2 separate regions of the Mus musculus genome follow, and region 1 is linked to region 2. A link is a loop called in an ENCODE intact Hi-C map of the cell type or tissue named here. Cell type or tissue: heart. All regions are shown on one strand. Links, peaks and the distances in the headings refer to the core of each region. The heading gives the core; the rest is flanking DNA.

What was found. Peaks named below come from ENCODE experiments on the same cell type or tissue, not always from the same donor. Only the 100,000 strongest peaks of a DNase experiment are listed, where the experiment ranks them.
Region 1: it touches region 2 in a loop (2.2-fold over the local background); 3 of 42 quality-filtered maps call a loop at or near these places.

What each region holds. Positions count from the first base shown.
Region 1 is chr3:36,471,986-36,481,147 of GRCm38, reverse strand. It overlaps Anxa5 (annexin A5), which reads left to right and starts at 5,261. Exons shown (of 13, transcript NM_009673.2): 1 at 5,261-5,575; 2 at 5,688-5,718. The coding sequence starts at 5,716. It overlaps 1810062G17Rik (RIKEN cDNA 1810062G17 gene), which reads right to left and starts at 5,211. Exons shown (of 3, transcript NM_028183.1): 1 at 4,909-5,211; 2 at 1,581-1,664. The coding sequence starts at 5,013. It overlaps Mir7009 (microRNA 7009), which reads left to right and starts at 5,624; the gene lies at 5,624-5,687. In heart, for the core only: a CTCF peak has its summit at 5,196; DNase peaks (open chromatin) are centred at 4,737, 5,317 and 5,937; H3K4me3 peaks cover 2,528 bases; H3K27ac peaks cover 2,898 bases.
Region 2 is chr3:36,056,115-36,065,276 of GRCm38, reverse strand. No RefSeq gene overlaps it. Among named protein-coding and RNA genes, the nearest start is that of Acad9, 5.3 kb to the left of the region's middle. In heart, for the core only: a CTCF peak has its summit at 4,985 (motif pointing right); no DNase peak of the experiment used is centred there; H3K27me3 peaks cover 1,944 bases.

The sequences.
Region 1 (9,162 bases), core at 533-8,532, 420 kb before region 2:
TTCTAGAAAGGTGGGAGCTCAGATGAAGAGACTGTCTGTTTCCTTTCCAGAGTCTTTAAAGCCATGTAAGCCGTGAAAGAAATTTGGAACTGTTCTTTGCATGTCATTCTATCAGACACTGATCAGACAACCGGCTCAAGCTATCCCCAGATAACCCACTCAAGCTGTTCCCCAGATAGCTCACTGAGGCTGTTCCTATGTAGCCCATTCAAACTACCCCCAGATAATCCTCTGTTCCCTGTATAACCCATTCAAGCTGTTCCCCAGGTAACCTATTGGAACTGTTCTTCATCACAATACTTTAAACCGTATCTGAAAGTGAAGAAGTGGGGAAAATAAAGATAGGTCACAGACATTATTTAAAATCCATGAATATCATGACCTTGGAAGGTGGCCCTGGAATTTCAGTCATGTTGACCTCCAACACAGACTGTTTGAACATTAATTATGCCTTTGTAATAGCTTACCCTCAAGGCCACAGGATCTTACTATGACTGTAGGTCAGGAATCCGGAACAGGCTTGCTGGATTGTATGACACTTAGGGCTTTCCCTGTGGTGCAATCAAAGTGCTGAGATAAGCTGAGGGGCTCCTTGAGGTGGTGGTGGTGGTGGTGGTGGTGGTGGTGGTGGTGGTGGTGGTGGTGGTGAGTCCTTCATGGTGTCTCCTTGAGGCACCAGGAGCAGCAGGGCAAGGTTAAGCCTCTAACTGCCCACCCTAAATGCTGACTCTAAAGGCTTCTCTTTCAGTGGATGGTGCAACACACACATCTTGCTCATACATGTACGGTATGTCTCTCTAGTGGAAACACCAGAATGGCTGCCCCTGCAGCCTCACTCCTTGTTATAGGCTGCCAGCACACAAGCAGGGTGGGGCTGAGGTCTCAGTGCCTGCCCCATATCTCCTTTCCACTGTATCTTTTGTAATAGGTTTTATAATAGCTTTTATAATGAATTGATAAGTAGACGTAAATCTCTTACTGAGTCTTGTGACTCACCATTCAATTTTATATGAAACCTGAGGAAGAGGCTGTAGGAAACCTGATATATAGCCATTGTTCAAAATTGTTGGATGAGGGGGGCTAGGAAATTGGCTCAGCACTCGCTGCTTCTGCGGAGGATCTGGCTTGATTCCCAGCACCCATAAGGTGACCCAACCATCTGTAACTCTAGTTCCTGGGGGATCTGACATCCTCTTCTAACCTCCTTTGGCACCCGACATGCACATGGTATATATACATGATACATGGAATCAACATGCTTATGTCCATAAAGTAAATCTCCTTTTTTTTTTCCTTTTAAATCTATTTTTTTCTTTTTCAACCCAGGACTCACAATGGGTGTCTGAAATGAAGATAGTCTTATGGGACTAAACCCATAGTCTATCAGGTAGATCTTTTCCCCAGGTAGAGTCAAAATTCAATTGGAGTTTATACAATTAGTATCTGAGGAGTTGGAGAATTGCTTATTGTGAATGGAACACCCTTCCCCCCACCCCAAATTAACTAGTATATGAAATCGTTCCCCCTTTTGTAAAACTTTGAAAAACAAGACCAATGAAATACATACGTCACATACATACACAGAGACTGATAAGAAATTGCTCATGTGGCTGGAGAAGCAAAGGGTTGTACCATCTGCCATGCGTATGCAGGAGGTCGGGAGGCTGGTGGGAGAGCACAGAGGAGAATCATGAGTAAATCCTAATTCCAGTCTGAAAGCCTGAACCTGAAGCACAATGGGAGGAAGACTACCATCCAGCAGTATGGCAGAAACGAACCAGTTCCTCCTGGCCTTTTGTTCTATTTAAGCCCTTAGCAAAGGGGGTTAGGCCTACCAGGGAGGTGTCTGTTTTACAGAGTTTACCAATCCAATGCTAGGCTATTTCAGAAATGCCTTCATAGACATAACATAGAGGCGACATCTAGCCAGACATCTGGGTACCCTGTAGCCCAGCTAAGCTGACACATAGACCTTCCTACTGCCATGCGGAGCTTTCCCTGACTGATTCCCTCACTACCCAGTAGCTTGCTTAACCTGCCAGGCTGCGTGCTAGCTAGACAGATTCGGTGTACCTTTCCTCCCACCCCCTGTGCTCTCAGTGTCAAAGGCAAGGCATAAAATACATTCATGGATGAATGAACAGAGTGAAAGATGCAAATGTTAGCAGGACTGGAGGCTGGAATGAGGTGGAGTGTGTGGGGCGATGGTGTGTTGGTAGCCGGTAGCTAGGCTCACAGCTCCGGAGCTGTGAATGGATTTAGAGAGATGTATTTTCATTTTTGAGTGGGATGGGTAGGGATTGAATCATCAGCATGAGAAATGAGGGCTGGGTTCGGTGGCCACAGTTTTTGGAAGGAGAAAGAGGCACGAGGAATTGAAGTCAATCATTCTGTTATTTCAAGAATTGAAGAAGGCAGCTCCTGTAATTCCAGCCAATACCCCAAACAAGGGAAAAATCAAATCACCATCCAAGGTTGCATACTAATATGATCATAAGACACAGTTTTAATCACGAATGGCCTTCTACAGATTCAGACACTGTCTGAGAATACATCCATTCGTCTAGGAAAGTTCTCTCAAAGTTTATTTTGATATCACTTAATAATTCTGAATACTAGGAATTTGTGGTAAGTTGTAACCTTTGTTGAAAGGCAATAAACCCATTTTACACTGCATTCATGCTCTGATGTATTCATATGCTTTAAATATGAAATGTCTCCCATAGGCTTCTATGTTTAATAGTTCTCAGCTGGTGGTGCCATTTTGGGGAGATTATAGAAATTTGAAGATTACATCTGGTCTCCTTCCCCATTCTGCCCTGTCCATCATGAGGCGAAGAAGTTCTTTCACCACATACTCCTGCCGACATGATAGTCTGTCCAGGAGTGTGGGCCAAGCAACCATGGAGCAGAGTCCCTAAAGCTGTGAGCCATTAGGTCATTTTGTTCACAGCCACACTAGTGTGAACTCCTCAAAGGCCTGTACTGTGGGAGGGGCTCAAGGTCCAGCAGCAAATGAGACACAGGATATCTGTCCTTTCCTAAGTGTATTTTGAAGATCCTCTCATTGCTTATTTATTTGTTTGTTTGTTTATTGCAGCACTGTGGACCAAATCCAGGGTCGTGTGCACAGTAGGAAAGCACTGGACCCCAGAGCTACATCCCCTTCCTAACTTTACTTTGGATTTTAAGTCAGAATCCCACTAAGTTCCCCAGGCTGGCTTTGAACTCCCTCTGTAGACCAGACTGACTTTGACTTTTTCATTTCCCTGACTTAGATTCCTAAGCAGCTACATCAATAGGCCTACACCCTTAGGCCTGGCTAGCCCTTTAAAGACCAAAGCATTCTTTCTGAAAGAGTCCTATGACATATTGTAATTATTTATCCAAGATCCACAGTCTAGTCTCCTGTTGGGAAGTTGATTAGCTTTTTTATTTTTTGTTAAATACAAATGTTTTGAATAAAAATAATGGAAGGGCATCTAATGTTATGAATCTCCAGAGTCTCTGCTTTTAAGTTCTTGGACAACACATCCACAGGCTGTTAGCATAGTGGCTCCAGACACCGTTCTGAAGATGTCATCTGGTGAATCACTCCCAGACTGATATGCTGAAAACCCAGCTTCCAAGATCATAGGATTGCTTTTAAGAAGCGTTAAATTATGGACATTCCACTTTGTGATTGGGAGTAATGCCCTGATAAAGGAGGCTTCAGAGGCCAGTGAGCATCTTGTGCCATGTGATGCTTCAGTGAGATGAGGTTCTCTGAGGAAGCCGACCCTCACCAGACCCTGAATGTGCAGAGCCTTGATCTTGAATTTTCCAGCTTCCAAACAGCTGAGAAATAAAATTCTATTGCTTGTAAGAAACCAAGTTACAGCATCTCGTGCTTTCTTTCACAGTGTGCCCTCTCCTCAGTGCTACGCTATATTTAGAATATTAAGGTAGGCCATTTTATGAATGTCTCCTAGGTGCTCAGAACACTCAATAGCATTCAGTCAGGCTTCCTTCCCTCTAGTAGGAAAGGCTTCTGAAAAGCCTTCTTGGGAAATAGTGTTCCTCTGCCCTCTCATGCATGAGCTCTGCCTTTCAACACGGAAAGTCAGCTTGCTCCTCCAGACTGGGGTCCAGGTGAATAAGCTAATTGTAATAGGATGTAAAGGCAACATTTGCTGGGGAAGATCAAAGGTCTGGGTCTAATAATTTATGTTACTCCTTGGCTGCAGGGCGGATCACTAGTCACTGCCAGCCGTAAGGCAGTTTTCCACAGCACTGTTAAACAGGCTTCTGCGGTCTTAACTCCAGAGAAGGAGGACACGGAGTTGAGTAGATGTAAGAAAAAAAAATACTTAGGTCAAAGACTGAAGGAGATGCTAGTAGAAAGAAAGTAGATAAGTGTGAGCGACTGAGAGATAGGTGGGCCTTAAAGGAATGCGGGGGCGAGGAGGCAGGGAAATGGTTGCATCGAAGTCATAACCGTACTTGAAGGGTCAAGTGAGAGGATCCCTTAGTGTAGGCAAACAAAACAAAACAAAACAAAAACCAAAGTAGTCTAGAAATTACAATTCCCTGGGAGAGGTGCTGGAATGTCTAAGGCTGTGGGAGCGGCTAGGTCCCCAGAGAAGGGGGCGCATGAACAGGAAAAGCAATAGGACAAGGGTACACAAGGGAAAATGGCAGGCTTCCCCTCCTCAGCGGCAGTTTTGTCTGCTTTTCCAGAAAACCATCAGTCTACCTATCAGGGCCAGACTCAGCATGTGGCAAGGCTCCCCCAACCCCCACCCTCGGTTAGCTTCTTCTTGCTCAAAAACCTGATTTTGATCCTTCTAGAACATCCGCGATCCTTTTGCAGCGTCTTTAGGCCTGGGGGCGGGCGGGGGGGGGGCGGGGAAGCTCCATCTTAGTCACCTTGCACCTGGGGTCTTTGAAGTTACAGGCTGAGTTTGGAAGTGAAACCATTTCCGCTCTGAGGCTTTGACACTGCCAGGTACAGCTCTTAAAAGAGCTGCCCATCAGCTACACGGACATCCAGAGGCAAACACTAGCACGAAACACTTGGAAAGCAGTCTGGAAAAGGTCCTCACTGTCCCATGCTTAGAGTGCGGTGCAAGACGCTGTGAGGTGCCGCTGTGACAGTCCCTAACTCTCTAGACACACCCAGACCCCTGGGCCTGCAGCGCCTCCAGCGTAGCGAAGAGTGAGCGAAAAGCCCCACGCAGGCGCAGGAGCATAGAGGCTAGGACGTGGCAGGGCGTGTCCTGATGGGGGCGCGGCCCGGGCTGGGACCTAATTAGGGAGGTGGCCATGGTAGGGGGGTGGCCTTGTCTGAGGAAAGTACCGTATCCAGGGATGTGGCAGCTGCCTGGGACAAGGCGGGGCTTATAGTGCAGCGTCTCTGGGGGCGGGACCCTGGTGGGTGTGTGATCTTGGCAGGGGCGTGGCGTGGCGGGGCCAGGTCGGGCTAGGCTGGGCTGCCCAGGGCGTTTCCGTTGCACGGAGTTGTGAAGAGTACTGCCTTGTCCTTTGGCGTGTGCATCGGTCCTGCTCTCACCCGCAGCCTGCGCTCTACTGCCTGGTAAGTGGCCGTAGTCCCGGGAGCGACTCCTCCACCAAGGGCTCAGGGCCCTTTTGGGGTCAGGGGACCAGAGCTCCAGTGACCCTGTCTCTCTTTTCCCCTCTCCCTGCAGCTCCAGTCCACTCCTGACCGACAGCATCATGGTAAGCCGTGTGACCGCGACCAGGGCGATCGGGACCCTCTCTGAAGGCAGCTGCCTTCGCAGTCTCTTGGTTTTCGCCTTTCCCATCTGTGTCCCGCTCTGTGTCCTCTCTGTGACCTCTTGGGTGTCCCCCTCCGTGTGCGCTCTCCTGTTTTCTCCCTCGCCCCGGAGTGTCCGGAACCAGCCGGTGTTTCTCCCCGGTGCATGTGAATCAGGCCGCCCCAAATCCAGAGTTGCCAAAATTAGATCCGGAGCAGGAACAGTTCTCTTGGTCATGTGAGGAGAACGCCCTTTGGCTTCCCCTATTTTTTTATTTTTCCCGCAGTTTCCTGTGTTTGAATACTGGGTGTGCGTGGGCAATCTCCATGGTGCTTCAGGGGAGCTTTTTCCAGCGCAAGGCGCAACTTATTTAACAGGAACCGACTGTGCCTTTTCTTTCTCTTTTTCTGCTAAAGGCAGTGAACCAAAAAGCTGGGTTTCCAAAGTAATGAACTGGCAAAACGAGTTCTGAATTGAATTTGCCTTGGGATTCTTTCAGAAGTTGACTTCCGAATAGGTTTTTGTTGTTGTCATTGTTTTAGGAGATCTCTTAGTATTTTTCAAGACTGTAGCAAAGAAAAGTTGATTTTTGTTTTGTTTTGTTTTGTTTTCCAAGCTAGGGTTCCTCTGTGTTGCCTTGGCTGGCCTCGAACTCACAGACTGCCTCTGCTGAGGGCTAGAACTAAAAGCCTTCACCACCACCGCCCAGCGTATGTAGTAATTTTTCAAAGCTGGTCATGTGAAGAAGTTATCATACCTAAAATATTCCGCCCTGAGGCAAAGTGGTTATACCTGGAATCCCACATCTTGGGAGGTAGAGGCAGGAGGATCAGGAGTGAAAGATCATCTTTGGTCATCAAGGGCCTTGGCTTTAACAGGCGGCCTCAACAAACAAAACAACAAAGCTTTCATCCTGAATGAAACTAATTTAATCTTGCCAATGTGACTGACCTGTTCAGAGTCTGGACAATCTTTTAAATAAGTGTTTCAGCCTACTCAGTGTGCCTGAAAACACACACACACACACACACACACACACACACACACACACACTCACACACTCGATCTCTCTCTTCCTCTCCCTCCCTCCCTCCCTCCCTCCCTCCCTCCCTCCCTCCCTCCCTTCCTCCCTCTCTCCCCTTCCCCCTTCTTCCTTCCTTCCCTCCCTTCCCTCCCTCCTTCTCTCCTTCTCCCCCTTCTTCCCTCCCTCCCTCCCCCCCTCCCTCCCTCCTTCCCTCCTTTCCTTCCTCCCTCCTTCCCTCCTTCCCTCCCTCCTTCCCTTTCTCACCAGTTAACTAGCTTGCTTGCTTTAGTACCATTGGATAAGATTTCATGACTCTTCCCAAGAGGCTGTGGAGGGATTAAGATGATTTGGTAACGCTATTGAGTTTATACAGTGTACAGTGTTGCCATTCTCTGGGTTTGCACATGAATAGATAGTTTGCTCATATTACCTCAAGGGGACCTTGGATTTAGGTTCTTCAGCAATAAAGTGCATTTTTTTTTTTTTTTTGTGGGATTAGCTTTACTCCTCTGAGGAGTTTATTTTCATATGTTGGTGTGGTGATAGACATGGTGATTATCAAGCCTCATAGAACAACCCCTCCATCCTTGCCTATTTGGCTTACTCTTAAATAGCTTGTAAATTTCCCAGGGATGTCTCCAGTGTTTTGGTTTTGACAAGGTCCTGATGTGCAGCCCAGGTTGGTTTGGAAGGGTAGGCTTCCTCTTTCTGTGAGACCCCCTTGCCTCAGCCTCCCAAGCCCGGAAATGACAACCGTGCCACCGCAACCGTGCCACCGCAGCCAGCTTGCAGCTTCTCAATCAACTATTTTTCACTATATCCACTCTTTATAGGTAGTATTGGAAACACTGTAGCACGCTGAGCTTTTCAGTGGCTTTGTCAGTAATCTTTGGAAAGCACATAAGTAAACCACTTCCTTAAAATATCTCAGATTAGGGTAGTGTTTTGTATCTTGCATTTGGTGATACAGTATGCCCACCCACATTTTATAAGTGCTGTCCCTCCCTCTCCCTAGTGGTTTTGAGGACCAGATCTCAAAGAGTTCAGCCTGGCCTTGAACTCAATATGTAGCTGAGGATGACTTTGAACTTTGACCCTCCTGCCTTGACTTCCCAAGTGCTGGGCTTACTGGTGTGCACCCCCATGTCTGTCTATAGCTGCATTCTGCTGTCCTCTGGATTCTGATGTCGTCTAGGAAAACTGGAGCTTTATGTTAGGTTTCACAGAGTTTCTTTTGTTGGAAGAACTTTTGTTGACCCAAAGGATAGGAACCAGAGACTTGCATTCCATGACATCTGGAGAGGATGGTATTAGATTTCTACCTCAGAGGTGTGTGCTTCAGCAACTAAAAATGCATTGTTTAAATATTAATGTCTCTTGCTTATTGAAATAGTTTTCCACTACAACAATTCTTCATATTTATGAACTTTGACTATGTACCTATATTAATAATTTACTTTTACTTATGTTGGGACTGCACCATTTATAAAAGTACAAAAACACAGAGGCAGGTGTTTAGGCAGAATATGAGTATGACCATCTTGCTAAGAATTTAAATAGAAAGAATTGGTTGAGCTAGGTAGTGGTATACTCCTTTAATCCCAGCACTCAGGAGGTAGGGGCAGGTGGATTTCTGTGAATTTGAGGCCAGCCTGGTCTACTGAGCAAGTTCCAGGACAGCCAGGGATACACCACAGAGAAACCATGTCTTGAAAAAAAGTTGTCTGTATCTCATAGACAAATGAACCATTTCATAAATTTTAATTCTGTTCAAAGATTTCATTTTCAGGTAATCAAATTTTAAGAATTTAATTTTGGGCGATCTGAATTTAATTTTACTAGTTTTGTTGTTCTTTTTTTTTTTTTTTTCTTTTGGGGGTAGTTGCTTTTCGAGAGGGTTTCTCTGTGTAGCCTTGGCTGTCCTGACCAGGCTGGCCTCAGACTCATAGAGATCCACCTGCTTCTGCCTCCCAAATGCTGGGGTGAAGGGTGTGCACCATCACTACTCAGCTGGTTTTGCTGTTCTTAAAGAGTTAATATGTTCACTAGAGTAGGAATGTCATGAACACAAAAACTGGGCTGTATAAATGTTCAGTAGAAACTCCAAGAGTACCAGTTACCTCTGTGATGTGTATTTAAACTGTTTAAGAGTTGGTTGGAAGATTTGGGAGTTGGTTTAGAATTGTGGACTCATAGCAGTAATTTACCAAGGCCCCTTGCAGAGCTGGCAGGATCAGAGTAAACACGTTCATTTTCTCTGAGCTCATTACAAAGGAATCTGTGGACATTGACTTCCATCTCAGGTTGGTTATCTCTGGGTCAAGGTTGCCTGTGGCCCATGGCCTGATGCCCCGGCTCAGTGTGGCACAGACCCCAATCCCC
Region 2 (9,162 bases), core at 539-8,538:
ACCATGTTTGTTTGTTTGTTTCTTTTTATGATTTATTTATTTTATGTATGTGAGTATACCATTGCTGTCTACAGACACACCAGAAGAGGGCAATGAATCCCATTACAGATGGTTGTGAGCCACCATGTGGTTGCTGAGAATTGAACTCAAGGCCTCTGGAAGAGCAGTCAATGCTCTTAACCGCTGAGCCATCTTTCCAGCCCTTGTTTGTTTTTTTTAAAATGAATCTTATGTTGAGGAAGTAAGCCAAGGCAGGGCCTGGTCCAACTGGTCCAGCTCTCACATCAGGGTTTATTCATATGTCTGTTGTCTTTATTTCTAGGCAGGTTGTCCTGAGGGAACCAGTGTGGCATCAACTGTTACAAGATGACTCCTTCAGAAAATACATGCAGTTTTAACACCAATAGAAAGCATTTATGCCCCACTGGGGACTGCATAAGGAACTTCCCAAACTATGTAGCCCAGAGCCTCACTATTCTTTTCCTTTTATGCACAAAAAGCAAGTAAGAACAGTTAGCGAGAAGTGAAACTACAGAAGCCAAAAAGCAAGGTTAATATGTTTAGGGACTTTCCCAGGTCCTGGCACTATAAACTAGGTCTTTGATGAATTAGGTCTTTGTTCCTATTTTGGCAGGTTAGGGTTTTGGCAGATTGTTGTTGCCTATGTACTGAGTTCTAAGGTCAAAATGGTGTCTCTAAGATGGCATCAGTTGAGTCAGTGTCTCACAGGCTATTGAGGCCACCTTTTAGTCATGGGAGCCAAGGAACTACTTGCCCTAACTTAGTCTGAATCTTAGTAGACTGCCTCTTAAAAAATATCTATCTATCTATCTATCTATCTATCTATCTATCTATCTATCTATCTGTGTAAGAGAAAGAGTATACTAGGCACATGTGTGGAGGTCAGAAGATAGCTTCTCAAGTATTGGACCCGGATCTCCAGGCTTTGTGGCAAGCGACTTCACTCACTAAGCCGTCTTGCTAGCCCACAGACTGCCTCTTGAAAGGTTAGCGTCAGTACTGTAGCCTCTGTTCCATCGATCTGAGATCTCCAGGTGACCCAGGAGTCCCGTTCACACGAATGTGTCCTGCCAGTGTTGCTTTCTTTCTTAAGAGTCACCTTGATCACAATGTCTCTTCACAGCAATAGAACATGGAATAAATCACCTAATGTAGTGGGAACTAACTAAAATACATGAAAGTGATTTTAATGATGTCTCCAAAAATGGGGAGGTAACTCTCCATCTCTCGTTACCAAACAGAGCTTCCAGTAGCAAGCCTGGGTTATACCCAATTGAGTTGTTGGCCAAAGAGCTTCCATGGAAATGCTCCAAACACCCCAGGCTGTTGCCAATACAATAGTTTGCTCTCTGCAAACTGACAAAAAGAGTCCATTGCTGAAGACAACACCCACACTTGGGGAGGTCTAGTGGATGCCAATATAGAACCTTCACCCCTATGTTCTAAAGTCTTGAGTATGGAAAGTTACTCTGCAGGCTACCAAAAGAGAAACACATACAACAACATAGCCACAAAACCTTTGATCTACAGTGTTATCTTCCTTGCAAAATATGCTAAGCCAATGGTCGCACAAACTAGTAGGAGTAGCAAACCAATGTCTGATTTGAACAAGGCCCACTCTATGAGGTAGAACCCATACCCAACACTGCTTGGTTGCCCAAGAATCAGAGACTAGATAGCCTAGAGACCTATGGTAAAATCAAATACCACAGATCTTAAAACACAGTACTAATAAAATGACTCCTACTGATATTCTGCCAAGCTCATAGATCAGTGCCTTATTCAGCCATCATCAGAAAAACTTCCTCCTGCAGTATATGGGAATAAACACAGGGATGCACAGCCAGATATTATGCAGAGAAAGACCTTGGAACACTCAGCTCTAAATGTGATTTCTCTATTAGCCCCTCCCCCCTTCAGAGCTCAGGAGAATCTGCAGAAGAGGAAACATAAAGCGTGTAAGAGCCAGAGAGGATAGAAGATACAAAAAGAACTATGCCCTGTAAAGTCATTGATAAATGGGACCTCATGAAACTGGAATGTTTCTATAAGTCAAAGCTTCTATAAGCTTCTATAAGGAAAGCTTCTTATGGTCAATAAGACAAATCAGGAACCTAAAGATTGGGAAAAAAAATCTTCACTAACTCCACATCTGATAAAGGGCTAATGTCCAAAATATATAAATAACTCAAGAAGTTAATCACAAAAAAACCCAAACAATCCAATCAAAAAATGGGGTATAGAAGCCTCTTCTTTTTAATGAAAGACAGAAATGGGGTGGATTCAAATGGGAGGAGAGAGAGAGGGGTGGAGGGAGGGGGGATTAATTAAAGGATATTTTATGAGAAAATAATTTATTTTCAATAAAAGGGAAATCTTTTTGTTTTATTGTGTGAGTATATTGCCTACATGTATGTATGTCCATCATGTGTTTCCTGGGCTTGGAGAGGCCAGACAATGATGCTGGACTTCCTGGAACTGGGGTTGAGGAGCCTCCAGATGGGTGCTGGGAATTGAATCAGATTGAACACAAGAGTAGCAAATGTCCATGTGACAGCTGAGCCACCTCTCCAGTTCCTTCAGTGACTTTAAAGCATGATTTATTCTTTAGTACTTGTGCAACTGAACTTCTGGGTGTTCAATAGCCATACTTTGACTCCTGTATCAATGTGGTCAGAGGGACAGAAAAAGAGGGCAGTCAAACATGTTTACTTCCGTGATCATCCAGCTCCCATGGGACTATGCGTTGGTTGGTTTGTTTGTTTTATCAAAATGTCTTATATGTCTGGTAAGTCACCTGTCCTATTGTTCAGAGAGCCAAGGAGACCCCATTCTGTGGTTTCTAACCAGTCTGTATTTGCAAAGAAAAGGGTCAGTACACAGATGAAGTCATGGTCAAGCTAGACCTCTGACTCATTCTCAACATATGAAATTACTGATATAAAAATGAAAAAGAATAAAAGATACAGGGACTCCTTCTAAATCCAAGTGCTAACCGACCGTAATGGGTCAGGGTTGGGGTAGGGTTCATTTTGGCAGTCTGCATTGTCATAAGTAATCCTAAATTAAAATGATTGACATACCACAAAACTAAAGTAGAATTTAAAGGAAACAGACAAAAATTCAGCCTTAAACATGATTTCCCATTAAATCCTGTGTATGAGCTGCTGACATACTTGATAAAATATCAGAGCCACTCCAGCTATAATTTTAAAAAAACCCACTCTATTTAGATAGTTTATCTGAATCTATCATTAACTATAGCCTCACTTCAACCCTGGTTTTCTTATAAGATTGTCTTTCTTTTATTATATTTCTTCACCAAATTCCCTTTTTAAATTATTTTTTATCGAGTTATTTTATTTTATTTTATTTTATTTTATTTTATTTTCTGTGCATGAGTGTTTTTGCCTGAATGTATGTCTATGCACCATGTACATACCTGATGCCCACTCAAGACAGAAGAGAGCATCAAATCCCCAAGAACTGGAGTTTTAAACAGTTGAGAGACACCATGTAGGTGCTGGGAATTGAACTTGAGTCCTCTGCAAGAGCAGCCAGACTTCCTAATTATTGAATGCTTCCTTCAGCACCTTTAAGCCACATTCTTAATATATCGTACTCAATATGATTCTAAAAAGAACACTTTCCAAGTGATTGTACCCATGAGGGATGATTCTCCTAAAATAAGCAAGGCCATGGCTTTCCTCACTCTCATCCTTTCTGTGGTCACTGAATGACACAAAAATATTACTCTTGCTTAAACCTTGCATTTTAATCTTGTAAGATTCATGTCTTCTTGGTGATCTAACGGTTTCAAACTCCCCAGTGACACAGGAATTCCAGCTAACTCCCATGACTGGAAATATGAAGCTTCATCTTCATTCAATAGATGAAATAGGAAATTCTGTGGACCTTCTTAAGCGGAGACTCTACCCACAATCAGTACAGAAGCAATTACAGATTATTGATCATCACTTTCTTAGTGGATTTCTGTTGCTGTGACAAAACACTGATAGAAATGTAACATGAGGGCAAAGGACTTATTTGTTATATGGCCCTAATCACTGTCTATCACCGAGTGAAGCCAAGGCAGGAACTTCAGCAGACCATGGTACCACCTTTCCCAGTGGGCTGGAAGGTCTGCACCCATCATTAATAAGGTTCCCCCACAGACTTGCCTACAGGCCAGTCTGATGGAGGGATTTTTCTCTACTGGAGTTACCTCTTCCAAAGTGATCCTGGGTTGTGTCAAGTTGGCAAACTAGCAAGAATTAATTGACTCCTTCTCAACTTAATACAAGCATATCATTATCAAGTATAACTTCTTTTAATTCCAAGATCTCATGTTAATATTACAATGCATCGGTTAACCTACTAACAATAACCACAGAGAAGGCACCAAAATGTGTCAGATGTATTTAACGAATATAAATTAAGTGACTTTCTAGTTTGGATTAGTTTGACAAAAAGTGAGACTAAATTTAAATTCTCCACTTCTCTCCCTGGGTCTGTCTGTGTTACTGTATTGTCTGCGGTCTGTCTGTTGTGTGTGCCTGATCAGATCTGTCTCTATTTCCTGTGTCTGTTTTGTGTTTCTGTATGTGTGTGAATCTACCTGCCCCTAAAAAGTGCTTTGTTCTGCATTTATTGAGCAACACATAAAACAGCCTGGGAAGAGAATGACGGATCCTTTACAGAAATCCTCAACAGAGTTTTTGGTTTTGTTTTTAGACAGTCTCGCAATGTAGCCCTGGCTGGCTTGTGGCTCACTGTGTAGACTAGGTTGGTGTCTGACACAGCAACCCATCTGCTTTCCTCTATTGCTGGAATCTTTCTATAATCAGTACTGAGATACTGACAAGAATGGAAGAGAAATGTCACTAGTGGACTGAAGCCAGGCTAGCTCCTGACAGGCTCCATTCCTGAGTCCAGTTTGCAGTTTCATTTGATACTCTAAAACCACACGGTGGCGCCAGCAAGCAAAGGAAGTGGGATTTTTCCGGGCAGAAGTATACCTGCCAGTTAGCTTTTTACTTTGTAAAGTTACAGTTGACAGGTGTAAGTTTTTGTGACCAGGCTCCTGAGGTCAATCGCTGGCTTTGGCTTTCCAGTTGCCTTGGCCCCTACCCAGAATAGGAGTTAGAGGGTTGAGGTTAGGTTCAGGTAGACTAAGTGAGGTCTGGGTTACTTTTAAAGGCTAGAGGGTTGCAGTTAGAATGCTAGAGGGATAAAGTTAGGTTAAAATTAGGGCTTGGTTTGCAGTTTGGATTAGACATGGGTTAGGGGGGTTTTAGAGTTAGGCTTAGGATAAGGTGTTTAGGGATAGGCTTAGGGTTTAGGACCTTGTTTAAGGTTTCTACTAACGGAAACATCAGTTCCTGTACGAATAATGGCTTCCATGAGGACCTAATTATTTAAAACTGTAATATAAAGTTTATCAACAGACATTGACTGAGTCCAGTACACATTCATGGAATCAAATGTTTGAGTCTAGCATTCATTCTCAACCTTAAGGATAATAACCAATTCTGCCATTCTGTTCAAGCTGGAATTTCGTGCAGGAGCATACGCTGCTACACAGAGCAGAGATGGGACTCGTCGTGCTTCTTGGGAGAAGCATGGATCTCTCTCATGATACCAGTGACAAAATTCATTTCACCATCTTTGTAGTTAAAGGGACTCAGATAGCTCCACCTGGCTCATTGATAAAACCCCACAGGAGAATTCGAGCCAGATGTGTACAGAATATTTCACTCAGATTCTCCACAGGAGCCCATGAAGAGCTTCTCTGAAACAAACCACATCCTGGGACACAAAGCCGATCTTTTAAAAATCCAGAAGATTTTAAATAATTTTCTTTCCTATCTCAGCATAATGCAATAAAACTTAAAGCCAACAGAAAACAAAGCTCTAGGGAGTGCACAAACTCATGAAGATTAAACTGTTCATTATTGAGTCAAGAGAAAAATAAATAAAGGAAATTTAAAATTCCTAAAACTAAATGAAAGTGAAAATATAACACAACATAACCACTGGTAAATATTAAAAGCAATCCTAGGAGGAAAATATACAGATCCAAGTGCCTCAATTAAAATATCAGAAAGAGGCTCTGAGCAGTCTGGTATCCCTGCTGGACCTCCATTGTCATCCTCCATCTGGCCACCTTCATCAGAGCTGTGGATTCTCAACCATACAGACCTGCCGCTCTGGAACCATATAAGGTAAGGATGCACATCAGAGGCCCTCCACACCAGGACAATTGAGGTTAACTCCTTCCCAATACTTACTCCAACACCAATATCCAAGGACCAAAGTCATCCAGATGGCTAAAGGCCCTAGAAAGAACACAATCAAGAAAAGCTAGGGCAAGATGAGACCTTCAGAGTTCAGCTACTCTACTACAGCAAGCCCTGGATATCCTAACATAAACAAAGCACAAGAAAATGACCTTAAATCCAATCTTATAAAGATGATAGAGACCTTCAAAGGGGAAATGAATAAATCCCTTAAAGAAATATGGGAAAATGCAACCAAACAGGTAGAGGCCTTTAAAGAGGAAACAGACAAATCCCTTAAGGAAATACAGGAAAATACAATCAAACAGTTGAAGGAGATAAATAAAACTGTTCAAGACCTGAAAATGGACATCGAAGTAATAAAGAAAATACAAAGTAAGGGAATCCTGGAGGTGGAAAAGCTAGGGAAGAGAACAAGAACAACAAATGCAAGCATTACTAACAGAATACAGGAGCTAGAAGAAAGAATCTCAGGTATGAGAGAGACAATAGAAGAAATTGATACATCAATCAAAGAAAATGTTAAATCTAAAAAATTTCTGACATAAAACATCCAGGAAATCCGAGATACCATGAAAAGGTCTAACTTAAGAAAAATAGGAATAGAAGGTGAAGAGTTCCAACTCCAAGAATCAGAAAATATTTTCAACAAAATAATAAAAGAAAACTTTCCAACATAAAGAAAGAGATGCCTATAAACACACAACAATCCTACAGAACACTAATTAGACTGAACCAGAAAAGACCTTTTAGCAAGTCAATCTCTGCATCCCCAAACCTCTTTCCACAAAGAAACAGATTCCTTGTTCAACAAATGGTCTGGTATAGGAGTTGCCTGAAGGAGCCATTCCCTGAGCATTTCTCAGCCACTGCAAGACTGGGGTCATGTAAAGGCTCTGAAGTTCCCATAGGAAGAGCAGCCCCATAAAGCTCTGATTGTTTGCAGAAGATTACATCAAAGCCTAGGTAGGTACCATCACTCTGGAGTTCCTGCCAGAAACATGAACCTCTCTCTCTCTCTCTCTCTCTCTCTCTCTCTCTCTCTCTCTCTCTCTCTCTCTGTGTGTGTGTGTGTGTGTGTGTGTGTGTGTGAAAATAAGTGAAACATTTGTGTAGTGAAAATTCTAAGACACCGAAAAAGACATTGAAGAAGATATCAGAAGATGAAAATACTCATGAATTGGCAGGATATTGTTAAAATAGTTGTCCTTCCAAAAATCAATCTTCAGGTTAAACACAATTCCCATAAAAATTCTAATGTAATCATTTACAGAAAATAAGAAACAAATTAAGCCAGACACGATGGCTCACACTTTAATTCCAGTACTTGAGAGGCAGAGGAAGGCGAATTTCTGAGTTCAAGGCCAACCTGATCTACAGAGTGAATTGAGGACAACCATGGCTACACAGAGAAACCCTGTCTCAAAAAACGAAAAAAATAAAAAAATAAAAGAAAGAAACAAATTAAATTTCATATGACAGAAGACCCAGGATAGCCAAAATGTGTTATATTTACACATCAGAGTTCAGCTTTTAAGAACTTTTAAGGAAAACATTATCAATATTCTACAAACTGTTCCACAAAATATAAAGGCAAATATTACTACCGATTCATTCTACAAAATTAGTATTACACTGATCCCTCATTCCAAAACTTAGTAAAGCGAGAGGTGAGTTTGGGGGGGGGATATGAGGAGGGGAGAGAAGAGCAGAGGGAAAGGAGGGAAAAATATAGACTAACTTCCTTAATGGTCATAGAGGCAAAGTTTTCAACAAAGTACTTGCAAACCAAATTCAAGAACACGCAAAGACACCACAATAAAATTGCTTCCATATAAGGGACATGAGTTTTGTTGAACATATGCAAACAATAAATGTAATGTAACATTCAGGTAAACTTAGGGACAAAAATCACATGATTATCTTAACAGACTCAGAAAAAGCATTTGACTAAGTCCAACATATTTTCATGACAGAAGTCCCAAATCAGCCAGCAATATAAAGAACATTAAACATAATAAAGTCTATTACAAAAAAACCCTATAGCTAATATTATACCAAATGGCAAAATTTGAGAAAATTTTCTATAAAATCTGGAATCTAACACTATTCTCTCTGACACCCCCTTCTTCTTCTTATACACCATGTCATACTTGAAGTCTTACCTAAAACAGTTAAGATGGGAGAAACAAAAGGGATACAGATAAGAAAGGTGGAAATCATTTTTTAAGATTTATTTATTTTTATTATATATAACTACACTGTAGCTGTCTTCAGACACTCCAGAAGAGGGAGTCAGATCTCATTTTGGATGGTTGTGAGCCACCATGTGGTTGCTGGGATTTGAACTTCGGACCTTCGGAAGAGCAGTCGGGTGCTCTTACCCACTGAGCCATCTCACCAGCCCAGAAATCATTTACCTATAATGTGATCCTGTCTGTAAAAGACCCTATGGACTCTGAAAAACTCTTATATATGACAAATACTTTCAGTGAAGTTGATGAATACAAAATCATGGAGGTCATAGGTGTAGCTAATGGGATTTGTACAGGCTTTGCATTTAATCTATAATCTATTCTTCATAGCAAAGACACATTCACAATATTCATTCTATCAACTCATAAGCGTGGATGGGAGGTCTTTCTTCTTGTGCTTTATTAAGTTTTCCTTTCAAGACCTTAAACCTTTGTTTTATTCATTACTCTCTCTCTGTCCCACTCTCTGTCTCTCTCTCTCTGTCTCTCTTTCTCTGCCTGTCTGTCTCTGTCTCTCTCTGTCTCTGTCTCTGTCTCTCTGTCTCTCTCAGTCATGTATCTATCTGTCTGTATGTGCCTGTTGTGAA